2 separate regions of the Homo sapiens genome follow, and region 1 is linked to region 2. A link is a contact called in ENCODE Hi-C or POLR2A ChIA-PET data. All regions are on one chromosome and are shown on one strand. Each heading gives the region's core, a stretch centred on a gene start or an enhancer-like site at or near the end of the contact. The rest is flanking DNA. Distances are from core to core; before and after follow the strand shown.

Evidence for each region. A loop is a pair of places that touch in the nucleus more often than their neighbours do. ChIA-PET counts read pairs that join two places held with the same protein, here RNA polymerase II (POLR2A). Pooled maps may share reads with other maps.
Region 1: a pooled map shows a loop between it and region 2 (14-fold over the local background). The contact joins the promoter of NAGK here to the promoter of ACTR2 in region 2. A Hi-C loop is called at or near these places in 7 of 50 pooled maps. POLR2A ChIA-PET finds 5 or more read pairs at or near these places in 3 of 52 experiments (BJ, T-cell and activated naive CD4-positive, alpha-beta T cell).

The regions. Positions count from the first base shown.
Region 1 is chr2:71,066,299-71,070,792 of GRCh38, reverse strand. It overlaps NAGK (N-acetylglucosamine kinase), which reads right to left and starts at 2,145. Exons shown (of 10, transcript NM_017567.6): 1 at 2,081-2,145; 2 at 207-291; 3 at 1-52. The coding sequence starts at 2,109. RefSeq lists a silencer at 1,860-1,919.
Region 2 is chr2:65,226,495-65,230,432 of GRCh38, reverse strand. ACTR2 (actin related protein 2) reads right to left here and starts at 2,602. Exons shown (of 9, transcript NM_005722.4): 1 at 2,476-2,602. The coding sequence starts at 2,523. LOC124907779 (a long non-coding RNA gene) reads left to right here and starts at 2,834. Exons shown (of 2, transcript XR_007086461.1): 1 at 2,834-2,952. RefSeq lists enhancers at 1,671-1,760, 1,833-2,721, 2,722-3,611 and a silencer at 2,261-2,450.

The DNA.
Region 1 (4,494 bases), core at 896-3,395, 5.8 Mb before region 2:
CCCTGTTCACCATCTCATTGATCCTCTCCACACACTTGTCTGTCCCGATCAGCTGGCCCCAATCAAGGGAAGAAGGAGTTACAAAGGCTTACAGAAGCTATGTTGCCCCCACAGGCTGCTCTGTGAGTCCCAGCCACCACCTCAACAGGAATTACAGAGAATAAAATCAGAACCAAGCCCTCTGATCCCCTCAGTGTGGTTTTTACCCAGTGGTTTGTGCTCAGTCCATCTGCTTCTGCCAGGATCTTCCCATCCTCTGAGACTAAAAGGACCTCGGATCGTGTGCCTCCCCTACAGAACACAAGAGGGCACTTGATCTTGCTCGGAAAAACCCACAGAGAGAGCTAAGCTTGTGCTGTCCACACTGGCAGAGCCCAGTATGATGGAGGAGACAGCTTCGACAAACTCAATCACCACTCCCAAACCCGCCTCTGTGGTTCAGTGTTTGAGTGCTCTTTAACTGAAACATAATTCTCACTCCTCTTCCCTTGGGGATGTCCTCCTTATCCTGCAAGACTCTACTTACGCTTCACCTAGTCCTCGAAACCTTTTCTGAGGTGTGGCCCACCCCAACGAATTAGTTAAGTCTCCGTTAGTTAAACCTTCATAGTGCCTCCAAAGTTATTAAAGTCTCCTCTGTATGAAGTGTGTGTTCAGACGCTTTGTGTCCGCCTCTCACTAGACTTCAAGCTCCACTGGGTCAAGCTCCTGATCACTTACTTACCCTCTCAGAACGAGCACAGGAGCTGGCACAGGCAATGCTCAGCAAACACTCCTAAGAAAAATGGCACATCTCTCTGCTTCCCTCACAATAGCTAAAGACTGCATTTCAAGATCCAGCTGCCAAGGTCTTCAAGACACCTTTGCTAGAAATGCTGACCAGATGGCAGGGTGACTTCATACATACTTAAGCAACTAAACCTTCAAATGTTGATTACTGGGGGTCACAGTAGTTCACAGGGAGATCTGTGGTGATGGGATATATGTTTCTTTATTGATCATTACTTTTAGGAATGGCAGAAGAAGACACTGAAGACCGCTCATCAAACTCAAAGAGGACATGAAATTTCAAGGGGGTAGTTAATACATGAGGTGGCAGATTCCACATCCAAAAGCATGTCTTGACGAACTGGAAGAAACGGGTCATATCTTACAGATGACTATAACAAGGATGAATGCAGACTCCTATACTGTTTTTTTTAAGTGCTACAAATACAGGATGGGAAAGATCATTCCTAACAATTCATGTGAAAAGACTTTGGGGTCTGTGAATCAGCAGTGGGGTGTGGCTGCCAGAGAAGTGAAAACAATCACAGATTCGAAAGTACAGTGCCCTGGCTGAGAGGCCAGCGACCCCCATTATTCCCTGATTTGACAAACTCAGATTCACAGAATGTTGCCACTGGCAGGGACATAGCGATCTTATTTATCCCTATCCTCACTTTGCACATACGGTAACTGTAGCCCAGGGAGGGTAAATATCTTGTCCATGGTCATACCCAGGGGCAGAGCTATTACAAAAAGTTCAGTAAACAAGCTTCTGAGCAGAAAAATGCAATCTAGTGAAAGCAGCATGGAAGGCCAACAGGGATGGAGCGGTTTTCAGACATCAGGACAACCTAGTACTCTGGCTCGCAGCTGCTCCAGCTCCCGGATAACCTCAGCCAAGATCTTTGTCCCGCTTCTCCCCACTCCCACTCCCCACCCTGCCCGCGCTCAGCAATTTCACACCTGACACCTGTTCTGCAAAACTCTGTCCGAGGTCAGGAATAGGAAAAAGGAGCTGCTTCTCCAGCTGAAGACAGCGGAGTGGGTGTTTCGTGGAAGAAAGGGGCGTGGTTCCGCCAAGAAACACAAAGGATCCCCAACCCGGGGTGTGGCTGTTGCACAGGCAGAGTCCCCGTAAGGCATACAGCTGTGCGCTCCAGGGCGCCCCTGCGCGTGCACACACCTCTTCACCGCAAGGTCCCGCCGCCCAAAGTGCCCGGACGCCGAGGATCAAGGCCACCAGCTTGCCAGGCTGGCCACGGCCTTCCGCCCCGCCTTCGGGCCCAGGCTCCCTCCGCCGGGCCGCACTCACCCCTCTACACCCCCATAGATCGCGGCCATGCTGCTGCTACCGTCGCTGCTGGTCCCGCCGTTTGCGTCTCTCCCCGCCTGACACCTCCTTCCCTCCAGCTGTCTGGGCACCGCCCCACTTCCCGTGACCTCCCGCGCAGCCAGCTGACTCCCTGTGCGCGTGCGCATGCGCGGGGCGGGGCGCCGGTAGGAGCCGGGGATGGCTGCGTCCCTCAGGCTGTCTTCCTTCTGGTGTCTCCTCCAGGTGGAGCGACTGCGGTCCGCAGCGGCCCCTCCCGTCCTCCTGGATCCTGCTTCCAGAGATGGACACTAATCCCAAGAGGAGGAATCAAAGAGGGGTATCTAGGTCGGTCGGACCCTTAGGACACATCACTGACCTGCCTGCCTGTAAACGCCCGGAAGTTGCTGGCAGTCCCGCGTTAGGTTGCGCGTGCGCACTGCTCTTGGCCGCGTAGGTTGTGACGCATGCTCGGCCAGACCCCCGCGAAGCTGTGGGCTCAGGGACCTGCGCCCATGGACCTGTAACAGAAATTACTGTAATGTTCTACTGAACATCTGCCACGCGATGGCGAGTCACACGGGCACACACGAACACTCGCTCAGATTGTTGCCCTGCGCTCGTGTGAATGTACGGATCCGGGAGGAATTGGGACCTAAACAGACAAGCCCTCGAGGCGGTCCCGGCAGCCCTGAGGAGGGAGCCTTCACCTCTTCCTACCCACCCAGTTTACTTCTTGTGGAGGATATTTGCAGGGACATAGCCCACTGGGAGAACTAGCAGATACGGCTTTACAAGTTTTTTATTGCCTTTCAGCCCCCATTCCGCTCCCCTTCCTTGCGCTGCGTCGGGAAAGGGAATGGGATCCCTAGGGGTGCAAATACAGGCCAAGTCAGGGAGAGCTGTGGCTCCTGAGGGCCTCCTCTGGCTCCTCCGGGAAGTTTTGGGCCCTCAAGGAGCAGCTTCGCGGGCCAGGAGGGCGGTTAGCTGCCCTTGGCATCTTTTTGGGGAAATCAGTTGGCCTGTCGCGGGTCGAACTCTGTCCCCCTTGACTGCCTGCCATCTTCTGGAGAAACCCCTAATAGGCTGCTGTGTCTGGTTATGCTTTAGTGAGAAAATTAGGCTTTTTAAGCTTTCTCATTTCCTACCCTACCACGTTGTAATTCACAAAAGTAAAAAGTAAATCACTACATGATAGACTCTGTATCATGTATTCATTTATAGAATATATATCATATATTCTATATCAGATGGAGAATATAATAGAGGGTAGGATTTTTTTATGCCTGCCTATGGCATTTTTTTAATTCACAGCACTTTAGAGCTGGAAGATTATCCAACATACACATTTTTAGAATTACAGTTAGTAGATTGTGGTGCAATTAAACTGGGCAGGATTTTTGGAGACTAGATTGTAGGTGGATTTTGAAATAATTGTTTCTGTCCTGTACTACTGCAATGAGCCATGGGACGTATGTGTATAAATATTAAGTTTGTCTTTGTATTGCTTGTTTAGGCAAGCAAGCAAAAGGGAAAGTGCCCAGGTTTAAGACAAGAATTGAGTTCACCATTTACTAGCTGGATGAGCTTGGGTGACTTACAGGTAATTGCTGCAGCCTCTCCTCTACAAAATGGAAATGATAAACATCTACCTGCTGGGGCTGACGCAAGATTTAAATGCCAAAAGAGTTTTGGAAACCATAAAGTACTTCACAGATCTTAACTAACTTGTATTTACATTACCAATTAGTGTGTGCTGTCCTGCACAGTATCCATATGTGAATACTGAGCACTTGAAATGTGGTTAGTCCAAAATGAGATGTCCCGTCAATGTAGAATACACACAGGATTTCAAAGACTTACTACAAAAAAAGAGTGTAAGATACCTCATTAGTCACTATTATATGAATCACATGTTGAAATAACATTCTGGATGTAGTAGATCAAGATTATAGATTACTAAATTTTGCCAATCTATTATATTTTTTAGTGTCACTACTAGAATATTTAAAATTTTGACCTACATATTTCTGTTGTACAACCCTGTTGTCTCTATCTGGACCATAATATTTCAAAGTCACTGAATGCCTATTTATGAAATAAATAATGGCCATATAATTGATTTAAAGAAGAAAGTAGCCGGGCGTGGTGGCTCATTCCTGTAATCCCAGCACTTTGGGAGGCCGAGGGGGTGGATCACCCAAGATCAGGAGTTCAAGACCAGCCTGGCCAACAGGGCGAGACCCTGTCTCTACTAAAAATACAAAAGTTAGTTGGGCGTGGTGACAGGCGCCTGTAATCCCAGCTACTTGGGAGGCTGAGGCAGGAGAATCACTTGAACCCAGGAGGTGGAGGTTGTGGTGAGCCAAGATTGTGCCATTGCACTCCAGCTTGGGTGACAAGAGTGAAACTCCGTC
Region 2 (3,938 bases), core at 1,353-3,852:
GTCCAAAAAAAAAAAAAAAAAAAAAAAAATCAGCTTCGGTTAACATTCCCATTCTAATTTAATATTTAAAAACTCATATATACTACAAATACAGGGCTCATTACCTTGAACCCCTAAAAGAATTCATTAAAATATAACTGGCTTGACTTTCTAAAAAGAGTATCTGACACAATCACAAAACAAAAAATTTTAAATTCAATTTTTAAAGTTTTTTATTTATTTAGAGGCCAATTTGAAACTATAGTGGAAATCAGGCTAATACTTTTTTAAAAAGCACATTTAACTGAATTTTAGCCGCACATGTAACATGCGTTTATGGTTAATTTAGTTTAAATATAGTTTAATAATACTTGCTTTGTTCAAATAAAGAACATTTTTCCAATAATTCAGAAAGGTCATGAAGTCCTCTCCATCTTCCCTCACTCCCTTATCCTCTGTCTCATAGGTAACCATTATGAACATTTCTTATGTATCCCTCCAAAACTTTCATATGCGGATACAAGTTTGTGGACATACATCTTTAATAAGGAACACACACTTAAACTGAATCATTCTAAAACCTTTTTCAACTTAAAATCTTAGACGTTTCCATAGCAGTGGATCTGCCTTTTTAAAAATATTACATTCTTAAAAACCGTCACATTAATATGTTTTGTTTTTCTTTTTTTTTTTTTTTTTTTTTGAGACGGAGTCTTGCTCTGTCGCCCAGGCTGGAGTGGTGCGATCTCGGCTCACTGCAACCTCCGCCTACCGGGTTCAAGCGATTCTCCTGCCTCAGCCTACCGAGTAGCTGGGATTACAGACGCCCACCACCATGCCCGGCTAATTTTTGTATTTTTAGTAGAGACGGGGTTTCACTATGTTGGCCAGCCTGGTCTCAAACTCCTGACTTCAGGTGATCCGCCCGCCTAGACCTCCCAAAGTGCTGGGATTACAGGCATGAGCCACCGCGCCTGGCCTCAATGTACGTTAACACTCTTTTTACTCTAGTCCATTTTTAACACAGTTCAGATGAAGCTACCATAATTATTGCTTGTAAAATTGTGTAACAAATCTAATCAAGGGCAGTATTATGGCAGTAAATACCAGCTCTTTTCCCCCTCAACAATTCAGATTCCAAAGTGTTTTGTTCAAGTAAAATGAACTTTAATTCATACATCATATTTATGGGAGGGAGGGGAGAAAACTCACAAAATGTTGCAACATCAAAATGGTTAGAAATCACTATAGAAGTCATCCAGAATAAATAATATTTCCATCTTCTAATTTGCTGACTTTGCTACCCAAAATACATTTTTTTTTAATCTGGCAAGAGGGAGGTCTGAATGAAACAATTTTTTTTTTTTATAATTGAGACGGAGTTTCACTCTTGTCGCCCAGGCTGGAGTGCAGTGGCGCAATCTCGGCTCACTGCAACCTCCGCTTCCTGGCTTCAAGGGATTCTCCTGCCTCAGCCTCCCAAGTAGCTGGGATTACAGGCAAGCACCACCACGGCCGGCTAATTTTTGTATTTTTAGTAGAGACCGGGGTTTCACCACGTTGGCTGGGCTGGTCTCGAACTCCTAACCTCTGGTGATCTGCCCGCCTGGGCCTCCCAAAGTGCTGGGATTACAGAAACAATTTTCAAATAGTTTCTAAATCAGTGCTTTAGTCAGATTTTACAATTTTTGAATCTTAAAGGCTAACATTACCTGTATACTGAAACGAAGGGAAAAAAGGGGGCTGGGGGTGGGATAATCAACACTAATTAACTTCCCCTAAGGCTAGTGGAATTAACACTTGAGTCTTGCGGGATCCTAGGTCACCCAAAACCACTCAATGGAACATGCTGGTCTCCGTGGGCCTACTCCTGGGCCAAATACTAGTATGTAAAACAAAAAGTGAACGATGCGCTGCCGATCTGGACCCCTTCCCTCGAAAAAACTAATAAAAAGCCCAACAAACACAGCGAAAGGGCTGAGGTCCACACTCCATGACAGCACTTCCCTTTTTTTTTTTTTTTTTTTAAGTAAACCCGCTTCCTGCTTCTCGTTTGGTGTATCTTCAACTATACAGGAAGAGGAAGGCCTCTAGGTCTTTCTCCTTTTTACAAACCGGTGGCCCTGGGGAAAAGAGCCCTTCTCGGAACACACAAACCGAGCCTTTTACGCTTCCGTCCGCTTTAGCCCAATTGCCCCCGCATTAGCGCGGAGCAGGTCCCTGCCGGGCGGTCAGTAGGCTCCATGTCCAGTGCCGGTCTCGCCCGCCGCCCCCACCCGGAAGGGTGAGGGGGTGGCAGGCTAAATGGGTGGCAGGCTCAAGGGAGACCAGGGAACGGCCGGCTCGCTCCCACGCCCGCGGAGGTGGGAGGCACCGCCCCGCGCCCCTTCGCCCCGAGGGCCCGGAGGTGCAGCCCTGGGGGCCGAGGGCCCGTGCGCCAGCTGCTCGTCCCCGCCGGCGTCTGTGGCCGCCAAGGCCTCCTCGCGCGGCCCTTACCCCGGTGCCGTTGTCGCACACCACCACCTTCCTGCCCTGGCTGTCCATCGTCCGCCCAGGGAAGAGCCGCTGCAGCCGCACAACCTACAGCCACCGCCGCCCGGCCGTTTTCTCTTCTTCCTCTTGCGTCTTCCCGGCCCCTCCTTCGGCCCAACTTTTTTCCCCCGACCGGAAGCCGCCGCCGGGCTCCGCCCGTCATTTAGCTGAATGCCTGCACGAAAAGGGTGGGACGGGCAGGCAGCGCGACTGGCAGCGGTGAGCTCCAATAAAAGATGGAGGAGCGTCGAGGCCCCTCCCGCAGCTCCGCTTCCGGCTCGGCTGTCACGGTCGCTGCCCACCCGGGTTCTTCGCTGCTTCTAGTTCCGGGCGCTTTGCCGGGCGTTAATGGCGGCCAACATCGCCGGTGCTGCGGCTTTCTCCCTAAAGTGTCACAGGAGCTAAGGGCGCTGCTTAACGAACTGCAGAAGACGCAGGCAGGTGAAGGACACCGGTTCTGCTGCGGCAGTGGAATGTGGCGGAGAAGCTGGCGGGTAGGGCGGGGAGCAAGCCTGGAGGTCCTGGCGGACCCCACCATTCGACAGGGCTTGGTGTGTTATTGCTTCTAGGCCTTTTCAGCGGACAGAACTGGGATGGATACACACATGCTTATTTGAAATCATGCGTTTGTTCCATACTCCAATGTCAGCCCACCCCTTCTTTGCCCAAGTTGCTCTATGGTCAAGTGAGCGAGAGCAGGTGCCTGCATTTCCAGCCTCGTGGCTCACCGCCTCCTTCCAGTAGTCCCATGTTGCTTCACACCTCTTAAGTACATGTACTTCTGTGAACCCAGAGCCTTGGCTTTGAAATCAGACAACCCCAGTTTCAAACGTGGCGCTGCCACTCACGAGTTTTGTGATTTTGGCATACCCCTGTCTGCATGGGGATAATAACTTCTATCTCCATAGGTGTGGTGAGGATAAAAGTCTATGCATGGAGGAAATGTTCATTCAGTGGTAGCTATTTCTAATTCTGTTCTTCTGGACCTATGATTCTATCTACGATGCCTCATTTTTTTTCCTTTTTAATCAATTGGCAAACTTGTGCTCTGAGACCCAGCTTGTTACATCTCTGATGACAGCTGATATCCTCAGGATATTCCGTACTTCCTTTCTCCCTATTACTTTACTATGAATATATGAATAACATTGTGCTTATTGCATGCAACAAATATTTATTAGATGAATGACATTAAAATTCACCTTTAAAATGCCATCCTTTATGAGAGGTGAGAAATAGAACTTTTCCTTCGACATGGCTGTACATGTTCAACAACTAGAATAAAACAGTCATCATGAACCCTCAATCCAGTATTCTTTTTATAATATAGCTGCCTGTCAGTTTTCACTGTTCTTTTATTAGACCAGTGATTTTCAAACCTTTTTAAAGGCATACAGTGCTTTATTCAAATCTAATCTTATATGGAA